Regions from separate parts of the Homo sapiens genome. Here region 2 is linked to region 1. Evidence: read pairs that join two places in POLR2A ChIA-PET (ENCODE). Cell type or tissue: Panc1. All regions are shown on one strand.

Evidence for each region. ChIA-PET counts read pairs that join two places held together with the same protein. Peaks named below come from ENCODE experiments on the same cell type or tissue, not always from the same donor. Only the 100,000 strongest peaks of a DNase experiment are listed, where the experiment ranks them.
Region 2: POLR2A ChIA-PET joins it to region 1 with 6 read pairs; 2 of 35 experiments call an interaction of 5 or more read pairs at or near these places.

The regions. Positions count from the first base shown.
Region 1 is chr9:72,145,307-72,149,306 of GRCh38, reverse strand. It overlaps a transcript of GDA not described here. Among named protein-coding and RNA genes, the nearest start is that of GDA, 2.1 kb to the left of the region's middle. RefSeq lists enhancers at 1-168, 1,877-3,076. In Panc1, no CTCF peak of the experiment used is centred here; no DNase peak of the experiment used is centred here; H3K4me3 peaks cover 249 bases; H3K27ac peaks cover 398 bases.
Region 2 is chr9:72,006,953-72,010,952 of GRCh38, reverse strand. It overlaps the pseudogene HSPB1P1. Among named protein-coding and RNA genes, the nearest start is that of C9orf57, 52 kb to the left of the region's middle. RefSeq lists an enhancer at 3,031-3,562. In Panc1, no CTCF peak of the experiment used is centred here; no DNase peak of the experiment used is centred here; H3K27ac peaks cover 250 bases.

The sequences.
Region 1 (4,000 bases):
CCACCCTTGCGTTAGTTTTGGTTGTGTTAACTCTTTGAGTTATCAAGATCAACCACAGCTGAGGCTCAGAAGATCAGCTTCCTCCACCTTCTATGAGTTGTGTCAGCCTGGCTCCTCTGACCCTTCAACTCCTAGGATCACTTACTTCTTCAACCTGTAGCACTCAGGTCCTGTACTTGCATTAGTTCAGGCACAGGTGAAAGGTCAGCTGGGGCTGCCTACCTTATGACCAGTTTCATTTTTAGTTTATGTAGACTGCAGAATTAGTATTGGTCCTCACCTGGAAGGTTCTGGAAGCATGTCTTACCGAACATCTCTGGGGACCCCTAAACTGGGTGTCATTGTGGACGCCAAGGTTCCTCTCTTCACCTTGAGGCTAATGTTTTTGGTTCTTGTGTTTGTCCGCAAACAATTCCAATACCAATTTTTCTCGTGTAAAATGAATGAATCTCTTTTATTTACTTCCAGTTGTACAAAGGGAGAAAATTAAGTTCTCAAGTCAAATAGGCAGCAATGGTACCATGGGTGCTGAATTGGGAATCAAGAGACTGTGGACAAGACACGTGGGCCTCAGTGTGCTTATCATCCCCACTTATGAAAATGGAGCTTGGACTGGGTCATAACTAGGGTCAGCGTTCCCACCCTACACAATGACCACAGGGTCCTTCACTAAGTTCCTCCATGAAACCCAGCTGGCTTCCATTCAGGGCCCTCTAACGTGCTGTTCCTTCTGCCCCTAATCCCTCTTGTGGCGCTTTACTTGGCAGCTCTTCTCACCACTGATTTGTCTCAAATGTCAGGCTCTTCGGAGTCACCTTTCCTGACCACCAAGTGGCACCGGACTCCCAGCAGTTTCTACTCCACTAATCCATCTTGTTTCTGCCATTGCATTTATTGTGTCCATTCTTCTTTATTTTGTGTTTTTTAGTTTACTCCTGTTTCCCTCTCACCAATACACACACACACACACACACACACACACACACACACACACACATACACACACCAATAACAGAAGCACCACAGGAGCAGGGAATGTGTCTTATGCCTAGAACAATGCCGGTGTTCCATACATGTTTATTGAATAAATGAATGGATGGTTTTTCTGTGAGCAGAGCCATAACCTGAGACAAATAACTATTTTGACAACTACATAAAGGGTGAGGGTTTCATTGCAGTGTGTGAGCAGTTTTTCTCTGAATTGCTGCTTTTAAGACACAGGGCTGGCTTATAGAAATGATTCGTTCCCTTCTCAGTTCCTTCAGCTCCCCCATAACCAATGTCTAAGGTGACCAACAAATCCTGGTTTACCAGGCACTTTCCTGGTTTTAGCACTGAAAGGCCGTTCAGGAAAACCGTCAGAACCATGCACACAGATGGTTGATCACCCTACCAGGGATCCAGAATTAGGAATCTCTGCAGCTGAGGTCATTACACTTGTCCCTGCTCCTTGTCACTTTCTCCTGATTCTGCCAACTGCACTCCCTCCTGGCAGTACCGACAGCCAGCACACTGAAAACATTCCCTTGTATACACAAAAACCTCAGACAGAAAGGTGAAGAAAATGGCTTTTGAGATAGGATTCAATCAGATGTTTCCAACAGATGTATTACTTTCCTAAAACAGATACGGTTAATAATTTTTTTGATGATTAGGTTTTAATGAAAACCTAAATGTCAAAAAAAAAAAATAGAGACTAGTTTTATGAACTAGAATATATCTACTTGATAGAACATTATACAGTTATTAAAAACAACAGGAGAAATATATAGCCACAATGTTAAGCTTTCAAAAATGGCTTCTGGCTGGGCACGATGGCTCACGCCTGTAATCCCAACACTTTGGGAGGCCGAGGCGGGTGGATCACGAGGTCGAGATTGAGACTATCCTGGCCAACATGGTGAAACCCCATCTCTACTAAAAATACAAAAATTAGCTGGGTGTGGTGATGCGTGCCTGTAGTCCCAGCTACTCAGGAGGGTGAGGCAGGAAAATTGCTTGAACCCCGGAGGCGGAGGTTGCAGTGAGCTGAGATCACGCCACTGCATTCCAGCCTGGTGACAGACCAAGACTCGGTCTCAAAAAAACAAAACAAAACAAACAAACAAAAAACAGCTTCTATGCTACGATGAAAACCATGAAAAGCTATAAGCATATTTGCTGGAATTGAAAAGGTACATCAAACAATGTGTGTTGTTCTGTTGAGATAATGGAATTGCTAGGTAGAGAATTTTGTTTTGATTTTTTTAATGTTGTTACTATGTGGTTTATAGGATGAATAATCATTATGATGCTTTTAAAGAAATTAATCGTCTTAAGCAGAAGGATTGGCCATGAACCTCCAGGTGACATGGCATTAGTGCTCCTCAGGTAAATTTTAGCTCTTTTGAGCAATGCATAGTTCCACTTCCATTCCCAGTCAAGTTGTAGGTACCTGGGCCCAGGATCCAGAAGCCCTGGGTGCTATACTGCCAGGCAGCATGGCTCAGCCACATGCCAGAAGTCTTGGCTTCCCAGCCAGGCATGGTGGCTCATGACTGTAATCCCAGCACTTTGGGAGGCTGAGGAGGGCGGATCACTTGAGGTGAGGAGTTCGAGACCAGCCTAGTCAACATGGTGAAACCCCGTCTCTACCAAAAATATAAAAAATTATCCAAGTGTGGTGGCGCACACCTGTAGTCCCAGCTACTAGGGAGGCTGAAGCAGGAGAATCGCTTGAACCCGGGAGGCAGAGATTGCAGTGAGCCAGGATTGAACCACTGCACTCCAGCGTGGGCAACAGGGTGAGACTCCACTCTCGGAGGTGGCAACTCCTTTAAATTGCTGGTCCTCCTGCAATTTTGACTCCCATTCTGGTATCCCCAGGGAAATATTCTCCTGGCTACAGAGGTTTGGAGGAAAGAGGGAGTACAGAGCTTTCATATTCACCCTCAAAATACAGCCCAAGCATCATTAGTGCTCCACCCCCACATATCACTTCCTTCAGAAAAAAAGAGCCCCGCCTTGGCATGGAATATTCCCTGGCTGCTTCTTCAGGCTTGGCTACCTCCACTCTCCCATATGCTATGAATCCGCTTTGCTCACACTCTTCTCTCTGCCTGTGGTGCCCTTTTACCACCTTACACCATGTCTGCCTCATTGTCCCACCCACTCCCCCAACCCCCAACCCCCCCTCACCTTTATCCAGGATATCTTTACATTTCTGCTCTAGAGTGTTAAGTGTTCCTCCCCTGAGTTTGTGGGTGTGCTGTAATTGTTCCATTACTCATCTATACCCCAAAGAAGATGTGTTTTTCTGAAGGACCATGTCCTCTTTCTTTCTGTGTATCCATCCCCTTAACACAGTCCCTGGTCACTAGGAGGTGCTCAATAGATTTATATGAATATTGAATTGCAGGAGATGGCTCTAGTGCCTATATTTTAGTCATAAAAATTAAGAGGCTATAGTGGGTGTCTGCTAATGGTGAACAATTCATTGGGACTAGAACTTAAGGATGAGTTTTATTTCATTTATTTAGTTTTCCAACATTTTATGAGAATGTTCAGACATAGAGAAAAATTTTAAAGCTTCATTTCTTACAATCTCAATTTTCTCTATTTCAGATGGAGCCAAGTAGCCCCCAAATTCCCCAACTACTGGGGTGGGATCATCGTGTTCTAAACCTCCAATTGCCTGAGGCCAAAACCTAGACCATAGCATGATTAGCTTTGACATTTTGCTCATCTCATGAATGTAATTATACCTGTAGCTTAGTCAGTCAGTCCTTTTTGCTAGATAGAACCTGACTGTTTGAAAAGGCTTTCTCCTCTATTATCTAATTTTGAGCCTCTCAACAACCCTATAAAATAGGAAGAGGATGTATTTTAAACATTCCACAGATGGGGAAACTGGGGTTCAGGGAGGTTGGCTTGCCTGTGCAGTTAATATAGGATGGACTTGGATCTTGAGTCCAGTTGTTCTCATACATTGTCTCATCACAGTAAACTCCCAGGAATTGTT
Region 2 (4,000 bases), 140 kb after region 1:
GTGTATTTGATATGGAAGGGGGCAGGGAAGTGCTGGGAGGAGTAGGCAGGTCCCTGGTGAGGGCTCCACCCCCAGGCCTGTGCCCATGGACCTAGATGAGGACAGGCACCCTTGCCTCTGTGACCAAATATTGCATTTCCCAAGACCACCCTGGCCTGCCATGCCGCCATCCTGCGGGTATAAAAACCCCCAGGATCCTAGCGGATATGCACACAAGCAGCTGGACGTCGAGAGGAACACACCGGTGTAAGAGCACACGGACAGATGCTGGCAAGCCGGCAGGCCATCGACCTATGGAACAATGTGGAGTTTGGCCAGGGTGGTCAGAGCAGAGCCTGGGCTGCTGAGCGGCCTGACTCCAGGGCAAAACCACCTTCCCACTCCATCCCCTTCTGGCATCCCCATCTGCTGAGAGCTACTTCGACTCAATAAAACCTTGCACTCACTCTCCAAGCCCATAGGTGATTCAGTTTTTCTGGTACATCAAGGAAAGAAACTCTCAGATACAGAAAGCCCTCTGTCCTTGCGATAAGGCAGGGGGTCTAATCGAGCAGACTAACACAAGCCACCTACAGACAGCTAAACTAAAAGAACACCCTGTAACACACGCCCTCTGGGGCCTCAGGAGCTGTAAACATTCACCCCTAGACACTGCTGTGGGGTTGGAGCCCCACAACCTGTGTGTCTGCCTGCTCCCCTTAGGGGTTTGAATAGCCAGGCACTGAAGAAGCAAGCCACACCCCATCGCATGCCCTGTGAGGGGGATAAGGGGAACTTTTCCCATTTCATATTCAGTGGAAAGCTGATCAAGGACTCAAAAGAATGCAATGTTTTGTCTCTTATCTACTTATGACCTGGAAGCTCTGGCTTCTCAGGTTGTCCCACCTTACCAAACCAAACCAATTTACATTACACATATTGACTGATGTCTCATGTCTCCCTAAAATGTATAAAAGCAAGCTGTATCCCAACCGCCTTGGGCACATGTCATCAGAACCTCGAGGCAGTGTCATGGGTGCGTCCTTAACCTTGCCAAAATAAACTTTCTAAGTTGACTGTGGCCTGTCTCAGATACCTTTTTGTTTACAGAATATATCACATTTATGTTTTTTTAAATTTTGGCAGACATCTGGATTGTTTCCAGTTTGGGGATGTTGTGAATGGTTGTGATATAAACATTCTTGTACCTGTCTTTTCTTTTGGCATATATTTCTGTGTCTATTTCATACTCAGGAGTAGAATTCTACATCTATGCAGAATGTGGTGTTCAGCTTTAGAAGACACTGCCATACATATTTGCAAAGTGGATATAAATAGTTTATACTCCTATCAGCAATGGATGAGAATTCTACTTGCTATACATTCACATCAATACTTTTTTTTTTTTTTTTTTGAGACAGAGTCTTGCTGTTGCCCAGACTGGAGTGCAGTAGTGCGGTCTCGGCTCACTGCAATCTCTGCCTCCCAGGTTCAAGGGATTCTCGTGCCTCACCCTCCTGAGTAGCTGGGATTACAGGTGCCTGCCACCAAGTGTAGCTAATTTTTGTATTTTTAGGAGAGATGGGATTTCACCATGTTGGCCAAGCTGCTCTGAAACTCCTAACCTCAAGGGATCTTCCTGCCTCAGCTTCCCAAAGTGCTGGGATTACAGGCATGAGCCACCAGGTCCAGCCACACCAATACTTTATATTGATGTCTGTTTAATTTTAGCTATACCAGTGGATTGTCATTGTAGTTTTAATCATAAATTTCCCTAAAGGCTAATGAGCATCTTTTCATATATTTATTGGTATTTCAACATCCTTTTTTGTGAATTGACTGTTCTTTTGCCCATTTTTATGTTGGTGAGCTATATTTATCAAGCTTTTTATGTGTTCCTTTTTATATTCAGATATAGGCATTGCAAATATCTTGTGACTTGCCTTTTACTCTCTTAGTGATGTCTTAGGATTAACAGAATTTTTAAATTTATTTTAGTCCAATTTATCAAACTTTTCCTTTATGTTAGTGATTTTTGTGTCCTACTTAATAAATCTTTGCCCCCACTCAAATACCTCTCTCAATAACTTTTAGGAAAAGCAGGCCGAAAACCAGTAAGAATAAAGAGTATTTGAGCAACACTATTAACAAACTTGAGCTAGTTGATATCTTTAACATAACAAAATGTATCTATCTCAGCCAATAAATAACCAGTGTTATGTTTAATGGGGAAACACTAGAAACACTCCCCCTATATTCAGGAAAAAGAAAAATATGCTCATTATCATTATTTTTATTAAACATTGTATCAGAGATATTATCCAAAAGATTTGGTGAAAAAAACACGTAAAAGAAAGAAAAAGACATAACGTTTGCTGGTTGCAAATGATATGGTTCTATGCTAGAAAATACAAAGCAATCAACTGAAAAATACTATAAATAAAAATTAAATTATGCAAGGTGATATAGTATAAAGTAATATACAATATAAATAGCTTTTACTTAACCAACATTCGGACACGATGGAAGAAAAATCCCCAATTTTAATAGGAAAAAAAAGCCTAGGAATAAGCCTAATAAGTAATATACCAGGTCTGTAGGAAGAAAATCTTGAAACATTATTGAAGGGCATAAAGGAAGACTTGAGCAAGTGAAAGACATACAATGTTCTTAAACTGGAAGATAACATCAAAGGTGTTAATTTTCTCCCAAGGGAATTTATAAATTTAATCTCCTCTTTGTCTAACGAAGAGGGTTGTTTTTTTCCGGGCAGGGGCTGGAGGGTAAGGACTAGATAAATCCTTAAGTGTATACTTAAAAAAGCTCTTACCTACAAAGGCAAGTACGAGGAGCAGCAGGACGAGCATGGCTACATCTCCCGGTGCTTCACGCGGAAATACACGCTGCCCCACCGGTGTGGACCCCACTCAGGTCTCCTCCTCCCTGTCCCCTGAGGGCACACTGACCGTGGAGGCCCCCATGCCCAAGCTAGCCACGCAGTCCAACGAGATCACCATCCCAGTCACCTTCGAGTCGCGGGCCCAGCTTGGGGGCCCAGAAGCTGCAAAATCCGACGAGACTGCCGCCAAGTAAAGCCTTAGCCCGGATGCCCACCCCTGCTGCCGCCACTGGCTGTGCCTCCCCCGCACCCACCTGTGTGTTCTTTTGATACGTTTATCTTCTGTTTTTCTCAAATAAAGTTCGAAGCAACCACCAAAAAAAACAAAAAAAAGATAGAAAAACTTTTTTAAAAGAAGAGCAGGCCGGTGCGATGGCTCATGCCTGTAATCCCAGCACTTTGGGAGGCCGAGGCGGGCAGATCACCTGAGGTCAGGAACTCAAGACGAACCTGGCCAACATGGCGAAACCGTGTCTCTACTAAAAATACAAAAAATTAGCTGGGCGTGATGGCTGGTGCCTGTAGTCCCAGCTACTCAAGAGGCTGAGGCAGGAGAATCGCTTGAAACTGGGAGGCGGAGGTTGCAGTAAGCCAAGATCACGCCACTGCACTCAAGCCTGGGTGACAGAGCAAGACTCTGTCTAAAAAAAAAAAAGAAGAGCAGTAAGCGGGAACTAACTGTAAGAAATATTGAAGCATACGAAAAAGCTTCAGTAATTAAAACAGTATAACAGATAGACCTGCAGAAGAGATTAGAAAGTTTATAAATAGATTTAAATACATGCAAATTTTTACGTTAGCAAGTGATGCATCTCAAATCCGGGAGCAGGGTAATGATTATTCAATAAACAGTGTTAGAATAACTAGTTAATGTCTGGGAAAAAATTAAGTTGGAACCATATCTTACATCTTACTCCCAGAAAATATCAAGTGGATCAATGATTTAAATGTAAAATATGAAGGCATACAACTTCTAAAAAGAAAACATATAGAAATTCAGAAATTCTTTTATAACTTTAAAGTGAAGACCTTACTAGTTATGTTTAATAGCCATTAAAAAAACGGCTAATTGCGGAAATAAACAAGAAAAGAAATAACAAAAACCAAAAAATGGCTAATTGC